Regions from separate parts of the Homo sapiens genome. Here region 1 is linked to region 2. A link is a loop called in an ENCODE intact Hi-C map of the cell type or tissue named here. Cell type or tissue: PC-3. All regions are shown on one strand. Each heading gives the region's core, and the rest is flanking DNA. Links, peaks and the distances in the headings are about the cores only.

Region 1 (12,661 bases), core at 3,686-7,685, 71 kb before region 2:
GCTAAATTTTGTCCTTAAGCTTTTGCCAGATATTAAAAAGAGAGTGAGACTGAGAGAAAAAAGACAGATCAAATGAGTCAAAAACTACTACTTAAACTAGTCCTAGAAAGTCAAAGCTTAAGTGGGGGACATTAACTTCTAATTTAAGTCTGTTCCTACTCATTTTTCTCTAGCAGGTCCACATCTTCTGTGTCCTTTGCACATGTTAGTACTAATGCCTATCTATGCTTTGCTTCTTTTTATTTTCCCCAGTTGGAATCCCATCCTATTTCCACCATCTAGATCTCTCCCTTTTTTTAGAGCCTGACTCCACCCTTCAATGCTCCAAAGAACATTCTCCACTAAATGTCATCAGGCTATAATGGTACATTTCTTTATATTATTTCACCTATGCCATTTTATATGTCATACATACACGCATACACACACAAAACACACACACACACACACACACACACACACACACACACACGCAATTTCTACCCAACAATATGAAACAATTTCTTTTAAGAAAGGGACCAATTCTTTGATTGATTTTATATTATTAAAAATACCCCTTAAAACAATATACTATTTTTCCACATTGTGGAATAATACATTTAAAATAAAATAGACTTTTCAGATAGCTGGAGTTTTTATTCTGGGAATTCCCAAGAAAGAAAGATAGCTGAAAATACAGAGAGGATAGGCATCGTCAGGGAGGTTTCAGTTAATTGGATAAGGTATGGCTCATTTGACTAATTCCTCTTCTTCCCTGAATTCAAGGTTACTTTTATCTTGACTGCTTGAGCTCATGGTATTACTCTTCAAGCAAACTTTAGGAGACTCACAGGACATGAGACTAGATTTCAACTTACAGATTTTCACTTAAGCATAATTTTCACAGCAAAAGAGAAAAATCAGAAGTAGGATATGGCATGAAGCAAAGATGGCAAGATAGATAATATGTGATCAGCTGTGGCTTTAAAAAAGAGAGAGAGAAAAGAAAACTACTGTGGGGAAGGGCAGACGGAAGAGGGAGAATGGTATGGGAATCAACTAGGGAAAATAGTAGATTTTACATCATTTTAAAAGATATTTTGCTAGACAGGAAAAGAAGTCAAGGTAGGTAACAATTCAACCCAAGAAACATAGATGAATGAAATACAATAAATGTTGGACCTATCTGCTATCTTGTGATTCCTTCTGCCTGGTTTTGTCTTTCACTATTTTCTCTTAACTAATAACTTCCAAAATCTCAGGGACAAACTCTAATCTTCTGTCTCCAAATAACAAATATAAACATTTATTCAAGACTTAAGAATCAGGATATTTGTGTTAGAATCCTAGCTCTGCAGTTGTAAGCTGTGTCTTTAAATAATTCATTCAACTTATTTGACCTTCAGTTTTGTATTTGTAAAATGGGCATAATAATAGTGCCTAAAGTTGTGAGAATGTTACAAAATACCATGAGAAAATGCCTTGAAAATATAAATCTTTATGCAAATATAAAGACTCCTAAGTATATTTTAATATGAATATTTTTATGTCAAATTCAGTGTTTTAAAACACATTTAATAGCTTACCATCCAGAATTGTTTCTTTTTCTTTATATTTTTAATGCTGTTAGCTTTCAATTGTTGTCTTATCCAGCTGGAATGAAAACTTAGGGTTATCTTTGAATCCTTCCCATCTTTAAATATTAACTAACTGCTGCCTGTTATTACTTTGCAACACTGGAGATGTGAATCTCTTTCCATTTTGACTGTTTTTGTGCCTCTTTTTCTCTAGAAGATTGCCTTTGGCACACTACTGTGCAGCTCATTCATCTAAACCTCTGCTCCTACCATCTTACCTCCCTTACAGATTGTTTCAGTAGCTCCTCCATTTAAAGTAAAATTTCCTCAATTAGGCCTTATCATCAGCCACAATCTTACTCTGCCTTAACCTTTCAGAGTGTGTTTCCCCTTATGAATCCTCTGGGCCTCCCAAATGTTTTCTTTCAATCTATCTAGTATATCATGAATAATGGGTAACAGTGTTATAGGGGATGGTTGGGCTTAAGGCCCTAAAACTATTAAAATGAATATAGTCGTATGAGTAGAGAAGACAGCATATAATTTCATAGCATCAGGGCATTCTTAAGACACCTGGGCTATTGTCTGCTTTTTTCATTTTGTCCATGTACATAAATGGTTCATACAATATTAGTTTTGGTTAAAAATAGCTTCTAACTAAAACAATAGACTTATGATGAAAACGAATATGGGAACTTGGATATCTATGGCCAAAATTCATCCAAATCAAGTAATAATAGTTTTTAAGATGATAAAAAAATTATACAAAACTAGTTCCTAAACACACACACATACACTGCCCTTTAATATTATAATTTTGTTTCTCTGAATAGAATTGAAAAGAACACTCAGCCACATTGTTGTAACATGTTGGATCCTATTATTTTTAGGTTGCTAACCAATACCAATTTGCACCAAAAGAAAGAGTTACAATTGATGAAAAAAATTAAACAGATTCAAGTTTGATTTTATCACAGTTTTAATCCCTTTAACACAATATTTCATTTTTTTATGTCAAACACCCATTGAACTCTGTTTTGTGGATGTTTTGTTAAAGCATATTGTCCTGACATTTAATGCAAGCAAGTCATTGTTAAAGACATCTCAGTGTATCCTGCCATTATCTCTTCCTTCTGTTAAATGGTCACTGGATACATCAAGTCTACCTCAGAGATGGCTCCAGAATGATGGTTATCTGTCCAGATATAGGCCAAATGAATGTCTGTAAGGAATCAAGTCATTTTTCAGAAAACAGCACTACCCAACTTCAGCTCATGAAAAGGTCCCAAAGTTTTTCATAGACATGATTACTGCCTGGAAGTTTTTCAAAGCAAGAATAATCAATAGCCCAAAAGAACCCCAAACTGAGCCTCAAATCTCCTCTGTTGGTAATGCTAACGTGTATAATTAGGACATAATGTATTTCTGTTAAACTTTGTGCATGATTTGAAGATGCTAATGATAAGAAGTTCTATTTTGGACAACTGTGTATTACTCCTGGATTAGCTGGAGATAGTAGATGCAGTAGATACCCAGTGATGGAGACTGCACAACATGGTGTCCTCCCTCAGTTGCTTTAGGGTCACACAAGAAGACACAGAGCACATGGACGTTGAACTTCATGATAAAATACAAATTGTGTGATGCAAATAGCTAAGTGGTTGTGCATAACAAATACTGAACAAACGGATAGAAAATGGATTCCAGGGAGTTTGCAGTATCACTCACCATGGTTGGAAGAGGGTATTGGGGCTCAGTCAATCTTAAAGTTACATGAACACTTTTTATTTGATACCAGATGTAACTGAACAATGTTCCTTTTGATGTATGAGGCCAACCAAAATATCACCTCCAGGTTTTCTTTTCCCTTTAATGCAGGAAATTTAATTTGGTAGGAAAATATAGGTCTCTTCTCACCTTCTTCAGTTTCCTCCCTCCCTCCCTTCCTCCCTCCCTTCTTTCCTTCCTTTCTTCCTTCCTTCCAAGTCTTAGTACATATATAGAGAGGCATTCTGGCCATTAGTTTTTCATGAAAGTAGTTTATTCCTGAATCATAGGCTGTTTACAGTCATTGTACAGCTTGCATATATTTATCTTTAATCATCAGTTGCCTGGGAAATGATACAACATAAGATGTTGGTATGAGACAGATATTCTTCTCTCTTCCATTGTTCTCTCTCTCTCTCCCTGTGTGTGTGTGTGTGTGTGTATGTGTGTGTGTGTGTATTTATAAGGAAAGACTGCTGCTGTGTTAAATAATCAGATGTAATGCTTATAAGTATTTTATATAGTATTTCAAAACACAGACCCATAGCCAAGGAAAGTATTCCCTGTTATGATATTGCTGCTTAACAGTAAACCACTAATAGTATCCCTGAATCCCTGGGTGGTATTAGAAACAAGTCAGCACACCTGAGCTAAGGAGAATACATTTAGGTGGAGTTATACTGGATTTCAGCCCCTTGTTTCTCAGAGTCAAGGAGAGGGAGATAAGACAGTAAAATATGGCTTTTCAGTGGGTCATTTTGAGAGGTGACAGCGTGCTGGCAGTCCTCACAGCCCTCGCTCGCTCTCAGCGCCTCCTCTGCCTTGGCTCCCACTTTGGCGGCACTTTAGGAGCCCTTCAGCCCACCGCTGCACTGTAGGAGCCCCTTTCTGAGCTGGCCAAGGCCGGAGCCGGCTCCCTCAGCTTGCAGGGAGGTGTGGAGGGAGAGGCGCGAGTGGGAACCCGGGCTGCGCCTGGCGCTTGCGGGCCAGCTGGAGTTCCAGGTGGGCGTGGGCTTGGCGGGCCCCGCACTCGGAGCAGCCGGCCGGCCCTGCCGGCCCCGGGCAATGAGGGGCTTAGCACCCGGGCCAGCGGCTGCGGAGGGTGTACGGGGTCCCCCAGCAGTGCCAGCCCACCGGCGCTGCGCTCGATTTCTTACCGGGCCTTAGCTGCCTTCCCGCGGTGCAGGGCTCGGGACCTGCATCCCGCCATGCCTAAGCCTCCCACCGCCTCCATGGGCTCCTGTGAGGCCCGAGCCTCCACGATGAGCGCCGCTCCCTGCTCCACGGTGCCCAGTCCCATCGACCACCCAAGGGCTGAGAAGTGCAGGCACAGGGCGCGGGAGTGGCAGGCAGCTCCACCTGCAGCCCCCGTGCAGGATCCACTGGGTGAAGCCAGCTGGACTCCTGAGTCTGGTGGGGACTTGGAGAATCTTTGTGTCTAGCTCAGGGATTGTAAACGCACCAATCAGCGCCCTGTCAAAACAGACCACTCGGCTCTACGAATCAGCAGGATGTGGGTGGGGCCAGGTAAGAGAATAAAAGCAGGCTGCCCGAGCCAGCAGTGGCAACCTGATGGGGTCCCTTTTCAAGCTGTGGAACCTTTGTTCTTTCTCTGTTTGCAATAAATCTTGCCACTGCTCACTCTTTGGGTCCACACTGCTTTTATGAGCTGTAACACTCACCGCGAAGGTCCGCAGCTTCACTCCTGAAGCCAGCGAGACCACGAGCCTACTGGGAGGAACGAACAACTCCCGACGCGCCGCCTTAAGAGCTGTAACACTCACCGCGAAGGTCTGCAGCTTCACTCCTGAGCCAGCGAGACCACGAACCCACCAGAAGGAAAAAACTCCGAACACATCTGAACATCAGAAGCAACAAACTCCGGACACGCCGCCTTTAAGAACTGTAACACTCACTGCGAGGGTCCGCGGCTTCATTCTTGAAGTGAGTGAGACCAAGAACCCACCAGTTCTGGACACAATTTCAAGTCCTCAGGGTGAGTTTTCCCCAGCTGAGTGAGAATATAAATTAGTCACAGGAGTACCCTGAATCACTGTTTGGTTGGACTAGTTTTTCTAGGTGAACACTGTGCTGGCTGTGTGGCACAAACTCCTGATTGGTCAGACTGAAATTTCCTTGCGGAAGAAAGAGGAGTATGTTTTTATTGAATCCTATTATTTCTTAACTCCTAGGACAGACTTCTGCACAGTAAGGGCCTATCAAATATACCTATTAGGATAATTATATTAGCTTTTCAGAAGACAGTTACCAGGACTGTGTGATTTGTGCTTTTCTATATTTTTCCCTTTGTGCTTAGCTTAAATCTATTTGGCAATGTTGGTAGTGACTTTCTTGAATACTGTAAGGTTCTATGAACATTAATCTAGCTAATTTTATTTTATGCCACAGCAAATTCTCAAAGCAGAATATTGGTCTCGGCTGGGCGCAGTGGCTCATGCCTGTAACCCCAGCACTTTGGGAGGCCGAGGCAGGTGGGTCACCTGTGGTCAGGAGTTCAAGCCTGGCCAACATGGTGAAACCCCATCTCTACTAAAAATTGGCTGGGCTTGGTGGTGCCTTTAATCCCAGCTACTTGGAAGGCTGGGTTAGGAGAATTGCTTGAACCCCGGGGGAGAGAGCTTTCAGTGAGTGGAGATCATGCCACTGTACCTCAGCCTGTGCCACAGGAGCGAAACTCCGTCTCAAAATAATAATAATAATGGTCTCATGATACTCATAATAGTGGTAGTTTGTGCTCTAAGACTGTCAATTATTCTGTAATATATTTGTATTAGGTTGAGGAGAAAAGAATTTGGGGAATCAGAAGAAAGAAATAAAAAGAAGAAAGGAGGCGGCTGAAATTTCAATAGGTCACCCAACATCATCCGTTCCTTGCAGCAGAAGCTAGTATTGTCATAGAGGAAGACACAAGAGTAGGGAAAAGCAGGAGTCTGTAAATCAAAAGAGCTCTGTCCTACTCCCAGTGAGCAGTGCAACTGGAAGAAATTCTAGAACTTCTCTATGCTCCATTTTCTATTTTAAAAACATTTTTTAAAAACTTTCTTAATTATAACACAACCATCTTTTTGAGTATAATTTTTTTCTTCACAAAGTACTAAAGCTACTAGTTAAGCTTCCTTTGTGTAAGCCTCAGAACAGGAAAGTTCTGTTGACAGAGCAATCTCTTTATTTTTTTGTTTTATTTGCCTATAGGATGACATCTTAAAAATCTCAAAAGCAGAAAAACATAGCTGAGAAATGAACAGCTTATTTAGTCTAACTCATGGGAAATGCAGCTAGCACATGTTATAAGACTTCTAGAATTTGTTGATTCATGTGAGCATTAATGATCTTTATTTGATTTTAAAAATGAAACTTTCATTTCAAGCTGCCAAGCCGAAACATTTGCATCCTGTACAAATGAGTACTAAAGGCCCTTTCATTGGCAGATTATTGGCTGTGCTATGGAAATGAGAAGATTGACTCTATGAATATTGTATCTTTAGCTGTGATCAACTCATTCTGAAGATGACATGACATGATATGACTGATCATAAAAAATTTATTGGTCTATTTTCCAAAGTTTGTTGAGTTACTTTAAAACATAAAGTTATATTTCCCATTTAAGTTTCTTTCCTTTGAAAACTACAATGAATCTTTTTCTGCAAAGACAGATCTTAAAAAGGTCAGCCATTTTTAGCCATTCATGCAGAAGTACATCTCACATTGACATCAAAATGGAAAATATTTTAATTATTTCTTGTTTCACAAATAAAAATAATAATCATTGGACTGAGAAAGGTATAAACAATTTCTGGTAAACTTTTGCTGAGAAAGCTGTGAGAAATGAAACTATCAGGGTAAAACTTATAATACCTGCTTAGATTTCAGACATAAAGTAAATTTCCCAGTCATCATTTTAAAACAGCTGTGAAGTTCATTATAAATAATGTTATAAATTATATGCGATAATCTTTTTTTTTTTGCAATTGTCAGTGTGTTTATCTCTTGTGATCCTTCTTTTTTTCCAAAATTCTATTAGCCCTAAGGAAATGTTTACATTTTGTCAGAAGCTGTTGAGACTAAAGTTTGTGGCTTTTTAACATATACAATGTTAGCATTATTCTTTGTTCACTGAACATCCATAGCTCTCCCTGTGACAGGCTGTCAAGAAATATGTCTCTGAAAAGACAGGTTAGCTCCTCAAAGACAATCACTGATGCAATTCTAAACGATGTTCTACACCCCACCAGAGTGCCCCTTACTGTTCTCGTGTGCAGTGATGTGATGTCTGAACTATTTGTTTGCTCTGCCATAAGATAGCATTAGCAGATGTAATGTGAACAGATCACTCATTTGCAGAAATATTTATGGTAGTGCTTTCAAAGGATCATTCAATCTGCAAGTTGCAATTGGTGAAGCATGTAGCAAGGACTGTTTCTAAAACCATGTAGGCTAAAATGTCATACTACAAGGCAGTTAAAATGGTTAATATGTGTATGTCCAGAGATTAGAAAACACATGCTGTCATATTTGAGCAGATTCAATACACGTGCATTTTCAGTAAAGCAGAAGTAATCATCTTATGTTGAAAGGGCTAGGTTAAATTGCTTTAAGAAAAAAGCTTCCCTAACACATACTTTATGCTGCCCATCAAGGAAGCTTTCCATATCTAAAATGCATCTTCTTCTACCTGACAGAGCTTTTTTAACATAATATTGTTTTCTGAGCAATACTTAAAATCACACTTCACAGCATGTGATTGCAACACATTTAAAAGTGAAACTGAGCCAGTCCTACTCTTTATAAGGCTGCTGATAAATTTTTCTATCATAATGAGAAACGCCATAGAAGATGAATTAATTCAACAGATACACATAAGTGTGATTCTGGCCACAAACAATTGCTTTCATCCCTGGGATGCAGCATCGCATGCTTTCATTAAACACCTCACTGTGCTCTAATTATTGACAGTCTTTTAGTCCAAAAACAGCCCAGAAGCAGGTCATAAAACATAATGCCCGGCCAATGGATGCTGGCAGATCTTTGTCAAAAGTTTGGCAAAGGTATCTGAGAAATCTCTGAGAGGATAAGAAGAGAAAACTAAATACATGCGGCTAAAAGCTAGGGAATACCACAGGGATCTGACTTTTGGACACTTCTTAATATAATACTTTCATTACTTTGGGCTACTTAGCGCAGTGATAATTTACTAAACAGAAGCAATTTACTAAAGAGACTCCAGAAATGTAAAAGAATTATTGCACCTCTGGAAAAAGTACATAACATTCCCTCTGAAAAGATGAGACCCAGCATTTCCAATAAAGTTGATTTACTACTTAATGCGCCTCTGAAACAGCGTGGTGTTGGTTCAGAGAGCAGTTTGCAGCAATTCGATTTACACTAATCAAATGAAATGGTACATTTTCCTGACACCTAAATGAAGTACACATTTTAAAAAATTACTTAAGAAAATAGATATTTGAAATATTTAGTCATTGTGATGGAAGCTAGCAGACATTTCACACTTTAAATGGATGGCTTCTAGTTGTCTCTAAAGATACATCTTTGTAATCATCCATCTTGTAAGTTTGCTTTTAGAAATAAAATCTCATCCTTCTAATTGTGTTTAACCTTATGTCAAAAATATTTTAAATACAGTCCTGTGTCACTTAACAATGAGGATACACTTCTGAGAAACACATCATTAGGCAATTTTGTCATTGTGCAAACATCACAGAGTGTACTTAATAGATGTCATAGCCTGCTAGATTTACCCAGGCTATGTGGTACAGCCTATTGCTTCTAGGCTACAAGCCTGCATGTCGTGTTACTGTACAGAATACTGTAGGCAATTATAACACAATTGTAAGTATTTGTGTATCTAAACATAGAAAAGTACAATAAAATATAGTAGTACAATCTTATGAGACCACCATGATATATACAGTAATGGTGTTATGTGGTGCCTAACTATATATTTAAGAGACCTCGTGAATAGAATGAGAAAGTATAGCCAAATAGGAGTTCTAAAAAATTATATAAGAAATGATGCCATTAAATATTTTTCTTAAAAGGTGATGGGTGTTTGTGTAAGGGCAGAAATTTTGTAAGGTTTATATTACGCTTACAGGTACTGAACACCTGCTACATGCTGGTTATGGTCCCAGGTGCTTAAATTACAAAATTGTACACAACATACTCCTTTTATTTAACAAATGTAACTTTATTATTGGAAATCATTTGGTGTCACAGAATCGTGTAAGAGAGCATCCAAACCAGATCTGGCATGTTAAGGAGATCTCCAAAATCCTGAACTGAGGTGGAAAAACAAAGATGTAGTTGTTTCCAGGATATGAGTAGTATGTGTCTTTTTGGGCACAAGGGGCAATGAGCCTGGGGGTGAACCCAGGTAGAAAGTGTAGAAAATGTGGCTTGGACAAAAGCACCAGTATGTGAACTTGTCCTCCTGATGGGATAGGGAAAGTACCGGGCAAGGGGGAGAGTCAGATGGAGTCGGGTGGGACTTGGTGAGGTGATGTCACATTACAAAGGACTCATTGACATGCTAGACACCCAAATCTAACTCTGTGTGTCATGAGGAATTGTAAAAGGCTTTTAAGCAAGGTACTGACATGGTCGTAGTCTTTTAGAATGAGAAATGAGGAAGAATTGAAATGAATACAAAATGGACACAGGGAGATAAATTAGAAGACTGATATAGTAAAGGTGAAGACCTCAACTGAGTCAGTCACTGTAGGAGAGAAGATTCTACAGATACTAAAGCAGTAGAATCAGATTCAACTCAAGACAAATTCTATGGAGAAGGTGAATGAGAAGGAATACTCAAATACAAAATCTGGTCTCAGATTTGCTTTTTTTTGTAAAGATAACTAGACGAGATATTATTGACCCTAGCCAAAAATAAGAGAAGAAAGAGGAGGGGTAATTTGGGGGGAAGAAAATAAATATATTGTGTTGAATGCTGGCCTGGAGCTTATTAAATGAGATTTGGGCTGTGATATGGATTTTAAAGTCACTGGAGTGAAAAAGATTATTAAATTTATGTATGTGGAAGATATCTAGGGAAAATATTTGAAGAGAAACAGCTCCAGGAAAGCATATTAGGAAAAAACACATGCATAACTACTATTGAAGGAATGTAAATCTATACAGCCAACTTTAAAAACACATCCAGAAAAGCTGAAGAAGAGAAGAATACTTTACAGAAAAAAGAGAAAGAATTTCAAGAAAGTCAAAGTCATTTAAGATATTTGAGAACTACAGAGAAGTAAATTAACATAAAGATTGAAGAAAGATCACCTAAATAAAGAAGTAGTTGCAAGGAAGAAGCTGAGATGAGAGAGACTGATGGCAGCGTGCTGGGGGAAGAAAGAGAGGAGAAAGTGATGCCATGAAGAGGAAGCAAGCAAGAGGAAAAAGAGGGGGGACAGCTCCTAGAGGAGGTAGGACCCAGGGATGTGGTTATTTGTATAAGAGGGAGGTTTGAACAAGTTGATTATGTTGAGAATGCAAATTGTATTAGTCTGTTCTAATGCTGTTAATAAAGACACACCTGAGACTGGGTAACTTATAAATGAAAGAGATTTAATTGACTCACAGTTCCACATGGCTGGGAGGACTCACAATCATGGCGGAAGAGCAAGGGACTTCCTTACGTGGCAGCAGGCAAGAAGGAAAATGAGACAGAAGCGAAAGTGGAAACCCCTTATAAAACCATCAGATTTTGTGAAACATTCACTACCACAGGAATAGTATGGCAGAAATTTTGTAACATTTAGATTACATGTACAGATACTGAACAGCTGCTATATGCCAGTTGGCTGAGTAGTATTCCATTGTGTATATATGCCACATTTTTAAAATCCATTCATCTCTTGTTAGACACTTAGGTTGTTTCCATATCTTGACTACTGTGAATAATGCTGCAATGAACATGCCGATTTCAGTTTCTTTGGGTATATACCCAGAAGTGGGATTGCTGGATCATGTGATAATTCTATGTTTAGTTTTTTGAGGAACCTTTATACTGTTTGCCATGACTGTACTAATTTACAATACCACAATTTCTGCACATCCTTAACTGACCTTTGTTGTCTTTCAACTTTTTAATAAGACTCAATCTAGTATGAGATGATGCTTCATTGGGGATTTAATTTGCATTTCTCTGATGATTAATGATGTTGAGGATATTTTCATACATCTATTTGTCACAGGATCCTTGGAGTGTCGTTTCACCAGCCAGAAACCTCTGTGGCTGGTGGCACCTTTGCCCAAGTTTTGCTCAGGCCCACTGGGCTTGTTCTGCCCACTCAGCCTGGCAAGCAGCACTCAGTTTGCACTACTGGCTGAGATCCCACACCTGCCAAGGGAGAGCTAGGTGCAGGGTGGTGAGGGGTGTGTGAGTGAGCACAGGGTCCTGCCACTGCACACAGCCAGGCAAGCCAGATGCAGCCGAGCAGGCAGCTCCAGATGTTGGCACAGGTGCCAGCTCTGTGCAAGGCTGCAGCTGGACCAGATGCACCACAAGCGCCTTCTGCTGTGGGCACCTCCATCTGGACAAAGGGGATGCAGTGGTGCCCAGAAGCTTGGAGATGCCAGAAACCGCAGAGCCCCAAATAAGGTGTCACAGCCCTGGCTCAGGGAACCCCTAAGTCTGGGCTTCTGGAAGGGCCGCAGCTCTTCTCTCCTTCTTATCACCCTCAATGTGGTGAGTTGGGGGGAATGTTTCAGCCCTGTTTGTGTTAAAGCTCTTTCACTCCCACCATTCAGTGGGTCCCAAGTTCTTGTCCCATGTCCAGGGAGAATGAGGTATATGGACAACTGGAGGGTGAGCAAGGTGAAGAGGTGCTTTATTGAGCAACAAAACAGCTCTCAGGAGACTCAAAGTCAGTAGCTCCTTTCTTTAGACAGGTCACCCCAATGAGTGCAGGCCTCAGCAGAGAGAAGACCTGGTGTGGGTACCTCCTATCTGCAGGCAGGTCATCATGATGAGTGTGCAGTCCTCAGTGGTGAGGAAGCCCGAAGTGGTTACCTCCTATCTGCTGGCAGGTTGTCCTGTCGTCTCTGTGAGTCTGGCTGAATTTGGGGTTTTTATGGGTTTCAGAAGGGAGGAAGTGCATGCCAGTTGGTCCCTGGGCAGCCATGTGCGGGCCCAGAAAAATCACCATAAGTTCTCACTCCCCCTATGGACTCCACCCAGAACTGACAGCCTGGCCCCCAGGGTGCAGGCCATCCCTGGCTTGAAGGTGGGGCTTCACCAGGGACACACACCTTTCTGCACAGAAGTGTGTCTGCCTCTTGCCATCATCAACCCG
Region 2 (12,661 bases), core at 5,471-9,470:
TCCATTTCACTGGCATAGCAATTGAGGAGGGCATTGGAAGAGGAGCTGGGCTGTCCATGACTTCTCATATTGCTCTTGTAGTACACTGGCCTGTGTACTTATTGATATAAGTACAATATTAAAATAAATACAATGTGTGCACTTATTGATGTGCTGGAAGGCCCTGGGGTTCTCACTGTGCCAAATCACAAAGAGTTTCAATTTATAGGCTATAGCATTGCTCCCAAGTGGGACTGTTATACTGTCCTTATGAACCTTGAAACCTGGCATTTGTTTGGCCTCCTTGTGGGTGAAAGCTCTTCAAGCATTCATTTCCAGAATGGAAAGGTTTCATCTGTATTAAAAATGTGCTTGAGCAAGTATTAGGTTGGTGCAAAAGTAATTCCGGTTTTTGCCATTATGGCAAAAACCGGAATTACTTTTGCACCAACCCTAATAATTTTTCTCCACAATCAGCTTATGTAGAGAGTTTCCAAAAGTTCTTCAACTGCCTTCACTGCACTCGCAGATTCAGCACTCACTTTCACATTGTATAATGAATAACAATTCTTGAATCATTTAAAATACCCAAAACTAACAATAAATTCAGCATGGTAATCAGGTAGAGCCTTTTCTTTCAACATCAAAAACAAACTTTTTGCTTGTGTCATGATTTTCATGGTGCTGAGAGGAATATACTTCTGTGTCTAGTCTTCAATCCAGGTCATTAGAAGTTTCTGTATGTTTGATATAGGTCTTTTTAAAATTGTGTTAGTTGCATTGCCTTCAGAGAAGCAGATTCTTTAACAGTTTCTGTTACTTTGCTCATGTCCTTCAGGATTGTAACCATCATGGAATGGGACATGCCTGACTGCGAACAATAACTATCACTGATTTTTCACCTTTGTAGTTCTTAATCACTTTTAATTTCGTTTCGAGGTCAGTCACTGAACATGACCTCTTTTTGGCAACATTAGCGGTGGATTTTGAAGACTTAGAGGCCATGCTGAACAAAACAACAGGAGATTACGTTAAACATAAGAGAAAATTATGCAATCAAAAGATGCGGTGAACACAAGATATATGAGGCTGCTATTGGGGTAACATGGCATAACTGTTTCATAGTAAACCTTTTTGTATAAGTAGAAGAAGTACACTCTAAAATAACCACAAAAATTATAGTTTTGGAAATGCCTAAACCAGTAGCTGGTGTTTATTATCATTCTCAAGTGTTATGTATTATAGTATAACTAATTGTATGTGCTATGCGTTTATACAACTGGCAGCACAATAGGTTTGTTTACAGCAGCATCACCACTAACACATGAATGATGCATTGTGCTATGATGTTACCGTGGCCACAATGTGAACAGGTGATAGGAATTTTTCAGCTCCATTATAATATTTTTAAGACCACCTTCATATATACGGTTCATTGTTGACTGAAATGTAATCATGTGGTGCATATGACTATATTTTACTAGCTATCTGGGTACCCCTTCACCCAGTCAAGTTGACACCTAATTAACCATCACAGCAGGAGATGGCAAACTATATAGTCCAAGAGTTAAATCTGGCCTGCTACTTCTTTTATAAAAAGATTTCATTGGAACAAAGCCACACTCATTTCTTTAATGTATTATATATACTACTGCTTTCATGTGAGACAGAGACATTATGGCCTGTACTAGGGAAGTTAGTCTTTCCCGGATTTTTCACTGTTCCTACAGAGACCCAGCCCCCTGAGCAACGGAAATTGACAAGTTATAAAGACAGGGAATGCCTTCTTTTCTCCCCCAAAACATTTGCTCTCCACAATTTAAAGTTACATATTTATACTTCAAAGGGGAATGAAACTAGGAGCCATTTGTTTTCATTCCAAAGAATTATACTTTAAGGATCTTCAACTTTTGTTTTAGTAAAGATTTATTTATATTAGGAAGATAATATTTATGTTCTTCTCTCATGTGGAGAGGAGGGCAGCTGTATAGCAGTTCCCATTGAAACTGCCAGATTCATAACTCTGGGGTTCCACTCCTGTGTATATCTCAAAATCAAGTTGTCTTCAACTCTTTTAATCTGCAAGATTTTCCAGGCTAGTCCTTTGCATTTCTATATGAATTTTAGCATTAGGTTATCAATTTCCATGAAAATCTCTGCTGGGATTTTGATTGAATCTGTAGGTACATTTGAAGATAGTTAACATATAAAAATACTAAACTTTTCCAATCTATGATTACAATATATCTCTTCATTTATCTAGGTCTTTAATTTTTCTAAGTAATATTAGTAGTTGCCAGAGTACAATTCTTGTAAAACTTTCACTAAATTTATTCCTAAGAGTTTGATGGGGGTTTTAATGTGATATTTCAAATTGGTTATTGCTGGTATATAAAAATACAATTGATTTTTGCAAATGCACCTGTTTAGTTTGTGACAATCTGAGCCCAGTACATGGTTCTCTGATTCCTAAGCCAGGAGTCTCTCTGTAACCAAACTGCTATTATGTGAGCATAGAACAGCTCTCAAAGTAAATGTCCCACTTCTATTTCTGGCAGGTTATGTTTAGCTACCTTTCCAAAAGAGTCCCAATCCTAGTATGCCTTTCAACAGTGTCTGCTCCCTCTGTACTGGAAATTGTAAAAAAAAAAAAAAAGAAAAAGAAAAAAAAAAAGAAAAGAAAAAAGATGCCTTTCTAAATTCTCATAATTTTTTTATTCTAGGAATTAAAAAAAAAACTTGGAATATTTTTAAGTATGAATCTCTTGATTTTGCCTCAAATAAGCATATAGTATTCAACCACATCTGTGAATCTTATTTTAGCCCAAGAACTTTTGTTTTTAATTTTTAATGTTTTCAAATTATTGAATTTCTGTTTTTACTAGCCACTTCTATTCATTCATTCTAAAAATATAGTCTATATATTCCTGGTGCTGTAGTAGGCCCTGGTTTAAAAGTGTCAGCAAAAACAGGTCATTTTCTGCACTCATTATACTTAAAGTTGAGTGAGGGGACCGCTATTCAGTTTTGAGCATGGTTCAGACTCTCATATCCAAATCCAGAAGTCATAAAATAGGAATTAAACAAATTACCTCTCCTCCGACCCCAAACACATATATTCTTTTTTATGAAGCAAGTGTCTTGTGTGACTCTGTTGGGTCACATAAGACAAAGTATAGGTTGGCCATTAATCTCATGCTTACTGGATATTGTTCCCAAATTCCATCAACAGCATGTAAGATAACATTGGTTTTTAGTATTATTGAGAATTTCTATCTCCTTTTAGTGATAAATCAGAAGATGTGTCAAAGCCTATAAGACAGAACTGAAGATAGTTTTGTTTAATGTAATTAATTATTTTCCTAAATATTGTCTCTAGTTTCCAGTGCTTTCTGAGATTAGTCCTTAGCTTTTATGATAAGTTGTCTAGAAAAGAGCATTGTATTGTTCAAACCAGTTATCCTTTCTGAACAATTTTAGAATGTATTGCTTTTTAAAGAAATAGTCCACTCCTCTATAGCTTAAAAGCTATGACTATCATTATTTCTAAAATGTATTCTTATAGTTTTGAATCAAAAATACAAAAAAAACTCTATAGAGGATAATAGCCCACAACTAATTATCTACAGAAGAGGTTAGTTATGAAAGCCAGAAGAAAAGTTTTTTTATAGAGTTACTCAGCATCTATTCTTCTAATTCTCTTTAGTATAGTACCTATTTCCTATGGATAAGTTTCATACACATTTTTTAATCACAGAATGATTGCTGCTTCTATAGATAAATTTGAACTCAAGGTGAAAATGTTGTGTGCATCAATTTCAAGTCCTTTTTTGGCAGTCTTCTCTTCATTTTGATACTAAAATGGATGTATTGTTTGTGAAAGAATTATATGCAGATTACTGCATGTAGTGTCATTTATTCTTTTACAAATTACACATTTCTCCTCAGTTCTGGAATCATTTACATTATAAAAGCTATGTACAAGAAGAAATAATGAATTTGCTTTTATTCTCAGCACTGGAATCCTCTGTCCTAATGCTATGTCAGTGCTTTATCCACATCTGATTTTAACCTCATCCGCAGAGATGATAAGATGAGGGGAATTTCTTCCACTACAGAAGTCTGACCTATAATTCTGGAAGATCATTTGTAGTGGAGCATTATCTTGAATTTTAGTTCACAGAAGAAAAATTTGAGAGAAAGAAAAAGAAAAATTTAATGCTAAAGATTATTGTGTCTAAAAGCCCATGGTATTCTTTTTCTCTATTTATTTCTCTGCTAAGTGGTTCCTAATTTGCTTTTAAAAAGCAGCAAAATCTTTTGCGCTATTGCTTACCTAATAAGTTTGGACATTGGTGCATGTTAAGAAAAAAATGATGTCCCAAAATATTTAGGGGTTTTTCTTTTCTCCTTTCCTACTTATTTTAGGGATACAAGCTTATATGCCTATGAGGCCCAAGCAGGTTGTATAAAGTTCTGATTCCAGCTTGGTATAAAACACTAGGGATCAGTGGGTCACAGAGACTGAGCACCACCAAAAGGCTCTCAAATCCTAATATTTAAATATGTTTTAGCCAAAACAAACAGTTTGCAAAAGGTGCAGGAGGATATGCAAAATTTAGTCATAAAACCACCAGTTTCCTGATCTTATTTAGATGTCAAATACCAAATATCTTCTCTCTTTAACTCTACAAATAGCCCTGAAAGGGAAGTATCACTGTCCCCACTTCATCAATAAACAGAGAGCCAAGAACATGCATAAGCACTCTAAATATGTGTAAATAAACTTGTCTGTATACACTTATATAGATTATATATGTATCTACATGAGAGGCAGTTACTCAGCAAAAGCAACATCAAATCCAGAGACAGTCAACCTGGACTTCAGTATCAGTTCTGCCCCCAATTTCATATCCAATAATGACAAAGTCACCTAGTCCTTCTTTGCCTTATTTTCCTTCTGTAAAACAAGGATTTTTTTACATATTTTAAGAATTAAAGAGGCAATATATGTGAAGGTGTTGATAGAAAAGAGCAGGACTAAACCACAGTATGACTCAACCATAACTATATAAAGACAACATGGTACCAAGTGGAGAGATGGGCAGCTATAGAGCTATTTTAAGCAAAACAAAGTTTCCCTCCAAAATGTCCGCATCCTAATCTGGAACCTGAGAGCGCGTTATGTTATAGGGCATAGAGGAATTGAGGTTGCAGATGGAATTAAAGTTGCTAATTAGCTAACCTTAAGATCAGAAGAGGATCCTGGATTTTCTGAGTGGGCCCAGGTAATCACAAGGGTCTTTGAACAATAAAGACAGAGACAGAGCTGCATCAGAGTCAAGAAAGGAGGTGTGATGGCAGAAAAGGAGATTGTAATAATGGGAAGTGTGAAAGCTTAATCTTCCACTGCTGGCACTGCTGCCAACGAAAGAGCCTCTAGAAGCTGGAAAAGGCAAGGAAAACAATACTCCCCTGGAGCCTCTAGAAAGGAAGTAGTCCTGCCGACACTTTGATTTCAGCCCAGTGTGACTCATTTTGAAACTCTGACCTCCAGATTTGTGAGATAATTAATGTGTGTTGTTTGAGCCACGAAGGTTGTGTAATGTGTTACAGTTGCAATAGGAAACTAATTCAAGAGCTGACTGGCAGAGGGGGCAATCTGATATTCTCTGCCTGTGTCCCGTTGGCTCCCAGCAATTCACAGGAATGTCAGAGACTGAACGCAAGCTAACTAACCCTTTTCCTTGATATCTGTGGATTTCTGGTTACTTCGCTTAGGCTGTTTCACTGCTCACAGTAAAGCACTGTGGAGACCAGAGAGAATACTCTGGACGAGAACTCATGAAATGTGAACTTTTCTGATTTTCAAACGTCTCTTCCTGTGCCAAATACAGCATTGGGCTCCAGAGTATCGACGGCGCTCTCCTGTGATGTAGGCCGTGAATTTCACGTGATGTGCACCTTGCTCCCAGCATGAATCCTAGACTGAAACTTCTTGGCGGCTGTAAAAATAAGATTTGGGGTTTTCACTTGGCACCTCATTTTCTTAATGTAGCAATAGCTAGTTCTCTCTTTCCCTTTACAGCTTTCACTTGGTCTGGAAAAGCAGAAAAGGATTCGTGTGACTCCTCCTGACTTTCCATTGTCCTATACTGTAATAACTGGGAGAGAAGGGCTGTCCTTGTTTCAGGAGGAGTGTGTGGCAAACAAAATAACTTCCAAATTAATTTGGCTTGCCTGTTGGGTCAACTCCACTTCTTCACTGTCAATCCTTCTGAACTCTATTTCATTTGTAGAATTCATGCTTCAGGATATGCACAAGAGGCCTGGCACATGGCTCATGCTTGTAATCCCAGCACTTTGAGAGGCCGAGGCAGGTGGATCACTTGAGGTTAGGAGTTTGAGGCCAGCCTGGCCAACATGGTGAAACCCTGCCTCTACTGAAAATACAAAAACTAGCCGGGCGTGGTGGTGGATGCCTGTAATGCCAGCTACTTGGGAGGCTGAGAGAGGAGAATCACTTGAACCTGGGAGGCAGAGGTTGCAGTGAACAGAGACTGTGCCATTGCATTCCAGCCTGGGCAACAAGAGCGAAACTACATCTCAAAAAAAAACAAAAAAAGATATGCATAAGGACAGCCTCTGCATGGCAATGCTACAATGTTGGAGAGAGATGATTCCTTACATTTCTTTTTTCTGCTTCTAGCACCCAAGGACACACCACTGACTTATTTTCCAGCCCCCATGCTCAAAGATGCAGTAGTAAGCTTTGGGGTAATCAAGTCATGAAACTTACTTTATCCACCTGTGTCTACTCCAGTTTGTCTCTATGTCCAGTTTGTCTCTATGTCCTCTATGAACTAGAGGAAGTCAGTTTCTATTATCTTGTCTATAAAATGGGAATGGTATTTCCTGGCTTCTCCTTCCTTCATACTGATAAATGTGGTTAATAATGGAAGCTGAGAATAGCCGCACAGTTCTGACTTCCTCAGAGATGTGGCTAAATAAAAATTATATAATACATATTAGTGTTCATCTAGACATGCCTAATGAAAAGAAAGCTAAATGGGGAAGAGAGTGCTATGGACATTACAAATTCCACATGTTCCTTTTAAAGCTTAGATTAAGCCTGAGCCTCATTAGCAAAAGTGCCTCAGCCACTTGATCACATAACCTCTGGGGAGAGTCTGACAGTAGTGGTGTCTCTTTTGGTTGCTTTTGCTTCCTTTGTATACCCTCAAATTTCATTTAAGATTTTCACAAAAATAGATGTAGTAGCTCAATGTTTTCTTCTTTTCATCATATTTTTTTCAGAAATATAAACTGTCTTCTTAGTTGAAACATTCTTGTATCATTAATGATGGACTCACTATATGTCTAAACTATATTTTGTATCAGTAAATATATTACAAAATTGTGGTTTTATTCTTTTTTAGAGGCAAAATGAGGCTGGCATTTGAAACAACGCTGTGAGACAAACTCTCTTTATCTACCCCCTCCCCACCTTCTCTCTCTCTCTCTTTCTCTCTCAATCGCTCTCTCTGGATAGACACACATGCCTGCTCCCATGCACACATGCACACACTCTACCCCCAGAGTTAGATGGTTATATACTGAACTTGAAGAAAACTTCAGCTAGCAGTTGGTCTTTGAAATCTTTTGTATTTACTTATGCCTTTAGAGCTCAGTATTGTTTTCATCTGCTATCCTTCCAGAAAATAAAAGAGATACCCACAACATTCTGTATATTAATGCCATAAATGCCTGCCTCTGGCAAAGCCTTAATGTGTGAACAAAGAAAGGAATTGTTCACACAGCAAAACATACAAGGAGAAATGTATATCAGTGGTGGAAACCTCTCTGTCAGAGGGAATTTCAGATCATTTCAATGTTTACATTTGCAACTGAAGCATATTGACAGAGCAAAGCAAATAAATGTACACTAGGAAATGCAGGAAGAAAATTATTTGCCCAGATACTGCAAAGATTTTCTAGCTATGTGAGAAATGAAAATGCATTTTTGCCATATTTGGTAAACTGAATGTTATTAAGAGGACAAACCTCATGTAAAAAGGAGATAAGCAGAAACTGATTTGAATATTATTGCAGAGCAAAGTAAATAATCATGATGCATTCAACCTTTATAAATGTGCAAAAACAGATTAATTTTCCCAATTACAAGCCTTAATAATATTAAATGACTTTAAACACATGAAGTAGGGTAAGAAATAGATAGCAATGATAATACACGAGTGTGTTATAAGGGATATTAATGAATAATTGGTTACACAAAAGAGGGAGGGGATGGAGAAAAAAGGGAAAATGCTGGATTAAAGTTAAACAGATATCCTGAATACTTGTCATATCCTTAAAGGCTAATATACGTTCTGAATCTCTAAATAGAAATAGAGTATACAGTGTTTTCTAAACTTCTTAATCCCAAAAATACTTTCGCAAAGCACCTCGAGAGACTAAGAGTTGTGAGGAATACATAGGTAAATGAATATCTTTCCAATTGACTTAGACTTAGAGTTAAACTGAATTGCACAGGGGCAGTGGCTAATGCCTATAATCCCAGCACTTTGGGAGGCTGAGGTGGACAGATACCCTGAGGTCAGGAGCTCAAGACCAGCCTGGCCAACATGGTGAAACCCTGTCTCTACTAAAAGTACAAAAATTAGTCAGGCATGGTGGTCGACACCTGTAATCCCAGCACTTTGGGAGGCTGAGGCAGGAGAACCACTTGAACCCAGGGAGGCTGAGGTTGCAGTGAGCCAAGATCACATCATTGCACTCCAGCCTGGGCAACAAGACTGAGGCTCCATCTCAAAAAATAAATAAAATTAAAATAAAATAAAATAAAATAAAAAACTGAATTGCACATTCTATTCTAGATGTTGATACAATGATGGTTATTGAAATCTGATTTTTTGCAAATTAATAAATGAGCTACAGATGTGCAAATAGAGAAGTCATTATTCTATATTTGTTTCTGAAATCTAGTTCCCTATTTCTGAGAGTTGCAGGGGTTATGCCAGAAAATTGCTGACCAGATAGTCACAAAGAGGTATTACCAGATGGTCTCACAGTATATTGGCAATGTTACGATGATCCAGGTCCAGAAACTTGACTTTTTCATAACCAATATTGTATTGTCAATCCCATAGTTATAGACCTGGATTCTTTTTTAAAAAATTCACTGGTTTTCAATGAAAAAGAAAATTGTCGGTTCAAAGATGGCCAAATAGGAACAGCTGTGGTCTGCAGCTCCCAGCATGATTGATGCAGAAGATGGGTGATTTCTGCATTTCCAACTGAGGTACCTGGTTCATCTCATTGAGACTGGTTGGACAGTGGGTGCAGTCCACGGAGGGCAAGCTGAAGTAGAGCGGGGCATCACTTCACTCGGGAAGCACAAGGGGTTAGGGGATTTCCCTTTCCTAGCCAAGGGACGCCATGACAGACTGTACCTGGAAAAACGGGACACTCCCACCCAAATACTACACTTTTCCCAAGGTCTTAGTAACTGGCAGACAAGGAGATTCTCTCCTGTGCCTGGCTCAGTGGGTCCCACGCCCATGGAGCCTTGCTCACTGCTAGCACAGCAGTCTGAGATAGAACTGGGAGGCAGCAGCCTGGCTTGGGGAGGGGCATCCACCATTGCTGAGGTTTGAGTAGGTAAACAAAGCGGTTGGGAAGCTCAAATTGGGCGGAGCCCACTGCAGCTCCACAAGGCCTACTGCCTCTAGACTCCACCTCTGTGGGCAGGGGATAGCTGAACAAAAGGCAGCAGAGAACTTCTGCAGACATAAACGTCCCTGTCTGACAACTCTGAAGAGAGTAGTGGTTCTCCCAGCACGGCATTTGAGCTCTGAGAACAGACGGACTGCCTCCTCAAGTGGATCCCTGACCTTCGTATAGCCTAACTGGGAGACACCTCCCATTACGGGCCAACAGATGCCTCATATAGGTGGGTGCCCCTCTGGGGCGAAGCTTCCAGAGGAAAGATCAGGCAGCAATATTTGCTGTTCTGCAATATTTGCTGTTCTGCAGCCTCCACTGGTGATACCCAGGCAAACAGGGTCTGCAGTGGACCTCCAGCAAACTCCAGCAGACCTGCAGCTGAGGGATCTGACTGTTAGAAGGAAGACTAACAAACAAAAAGGAATAGCATCAACATCAACAGAAAGGACATCTACACCAAAATCCTATCTGTAGGTCACCAACATCAAAGACCAAAGGTAGATAAAACCACAAAGATGGGGAGAAACCAGAGCAGAAAATCTGAAAATTCTATAAATCAGAGCACCTCTTCTCCTCCGAAGGATCACAGCTCCTCGCCAGCAATGGAACAAAGCTGGGCAGAGAATGGCTTTGATGAGTTGACAGAAGTAGGCTTCAGAAGGCCAGTAATAACAAACTTCTCTGTGCTAACGGAGCACGTGTGAACCCATTGCAAGGAAGCTAAAAACCTTGAAAAAAGGTTAGACAAATGGCTAGCCAGAATAAACAGTGTAGAGAACACCTTAAATGACCTGATGGAGCTGAAATCCATGGAACAAGAACTTTGTGATGCATGCACAGGCTTCAATAGCCAATTAGATCAAGTGGAAGAAAGGGTATCCATGATTGAAGATCAAATTAATGAAATAAAGCAAGAAAACAGGGTTAGAGAAAAAAGAGTAAAAAGAAATGAGCAAAGCCGCCAAGAAATATGGGAATATGTGAAAAGACTAAATCTACATTCAATTGGTGTACCTGAAAGGGTTGGGAAGAATGGAACCAAGTTGGAAAACATTCTTCAGGATATTATCCAGGAGAATTTCCCCAACCTAGCAAGGCAGGTCAACATTCAAATTCAGGAAATACAGAGAACACCACAAAGATACTCCTCGAGAAGAGCAACCCCAAGACACATAATTGTCAGATTTGCCAAGGTTCAAATGAAGGAAAAAATGTTAAGGGCAGACAAAGAGAAAAGTCGAGTTACCCACAAAGGGAAGCCCATCAGACTAACAGCAGATCTCTTGGCAGAAACCCTAAAAGCCAGAAGAGAGTGGGGGCCAATGTTCAACATTCTTAAAGAAAAGAATTTTCAAACAAGAATTTCATATCCAGCCAAATTAAGCCTCATAAGTGAAGGAGAAATAAAATCCTTTACAGACAAGCAAATGCTGAGAGATTTTTTCACCACCAGGCCTGTTTTACAAGAGCTCCTGAAGGAAGCACTAAACATGGGAAGAAACAACCGATATCAGCCATTGCAAAAACATGCCAAACTGTAAAGATCATCAATGCTATGAAGAAACTGCATCAATTAACAGGCAAAATAACCAGCTAACATCATAATGACAGGATCAAATTCACACATAACGATATTAACCTTAAATGTAAACGGGCTAACTGCCCCAATTAAAAGACACAGACTGGCGAATTGGACAAAGAGTCAAGACCCATCAGTGTGCTGTATTCAGGAGACCCATCTCACATGCAGAGACACACATAGGCTCAAAATAAAGGGATGGAGAAAGATCTACCAAGCAAATGGAAAACAAAAAAAAAGGCAGAGGTTGCAATCCTAGTCTCTGATAAAACAGACTTTAAACCAACAAAGATCAAAAGAGACAAAGAAGGCCATTACATAAGGGTAAAAGGATCAATTCAACAAGAAGAGCTAACTATCCTAAATATGTATGCACCCAATACAGGAGCACCCAGATTCATAAAGCAAGTCCTTAGAGACCCACAAAGAGACTTAAACTCCCGCACAATGATAATGGGAGACTTTAACACCCCACTGTCAATATCAGACAGATCGAGACAGAAGGTTAACAAGGATATCCAGGACTAGAACTCAGCTTTGCACCAAGCAGACCTAATAGACAACTACAGAACTCTCCACCACAAATCAACAGAATATACATTCTTCTCAGCACCACATTGCACTTATTCTAAAATTGACCACATAGTTGGAAGTAAAGCACTCCTCAGCAAATGTAAAAGAACAGAAATCACAACAAACTGTCTCTCAGACCACAGTGCAATCAAACTAGAACTCAGGATTAAGAAATTCACTCAAAACCGCTCAACTACATGGAAACTGAACAACCTGCTCCTGAATGACTACTGGGTACATAACGATTTTGAAACTAACGAGAACAAAGACACAACATACCAGAATCTCTGGGACACATTCAAAGCAGTATGTAGAGGGAAATTTATAGCACTAAATGCCCACGAGAGAAAGCATGAAAGATCTAAAATTGACACCCTAACATCACAACTAAAGGAACTAGAGAAGCAAGAGCAAACACATTCAAAAGCTAGCAGAAGGCAAGAAATAACTAAGATCACAGCAGAACTGAAGGAAATGGAGACACAAAAAACCCTTCAAAAAATCAATGAATCCAGGAGCTGGTTTTTTGAAAAGATCAACAAAATTGATAGACTGCTAGCAAGACTAATAAGGAAGAAAAGAGAGAAGAATCAAATAGATGCAATAAAAAATGATAAAGGGGATGTCACCACCAATCCCACAGAAATACAAACTACCATCAGAGAATACTATAAACACCTCTATGCAAATCAACTAGAAAATCTAGAAGAAATGGATAAATTTCTGGACACATACACCCTCCCAAGACTAAACCAGGAAGAAGTTGAATCTCTGAACAGGCCA

Evidence for each region. A loop is a pair of places that touch in the nucleus more often than their neighbours do. Peaks named below come from ENCODE experiments on the same cell type or tissue, not always from the same donor. Only the 100,000 strongest peaks of a DNase experiment are listed, where the experiment ranks them.
Region 1: a loop joins it to region 2, with 8 times the contacts of the local background. A loop is called at or near these places in 1 of 110 quality-filtered maps.

Annotation. Positions count from the first base shown.
Region 1 is chr2:180,687,123-180,699,783 of GRCh38, forward strand. SCHLAP1 (SWI/SNF complex antagonist associated with prostate cancer 1) reads left to right here and starts at 4,982. Exons shown (of 6, transcript NR_104325.1): 1 at 4,982-5,319. In PC-3, for the core only: no CTCF peak of the experiment used is centred there; DNase peaks (open chromatin) are centred at 3,689 and 5,379; H3K4me3 peaks cover 3,102 bases; H3K27ac peaks cover 3,258 bases.
Region 2 is chr2:180,755,895-180,768,555 of GRCh38, forward strand. The region is part of intron 3 of SCHLAP1 (SWI/SNF complex antagonist associated with prostate cancer 1); the gene reads left to right. Among named protein-coding and RNA genes, the nearest start is that of SCHLAP1, 70 kb to the left of the region's middle. In PC-3, for the core only: no CTCF peak of the experiment used is centred there; no DNase peak of the experiment used is centred there; H3K27ac peaks cover 1,514 bases.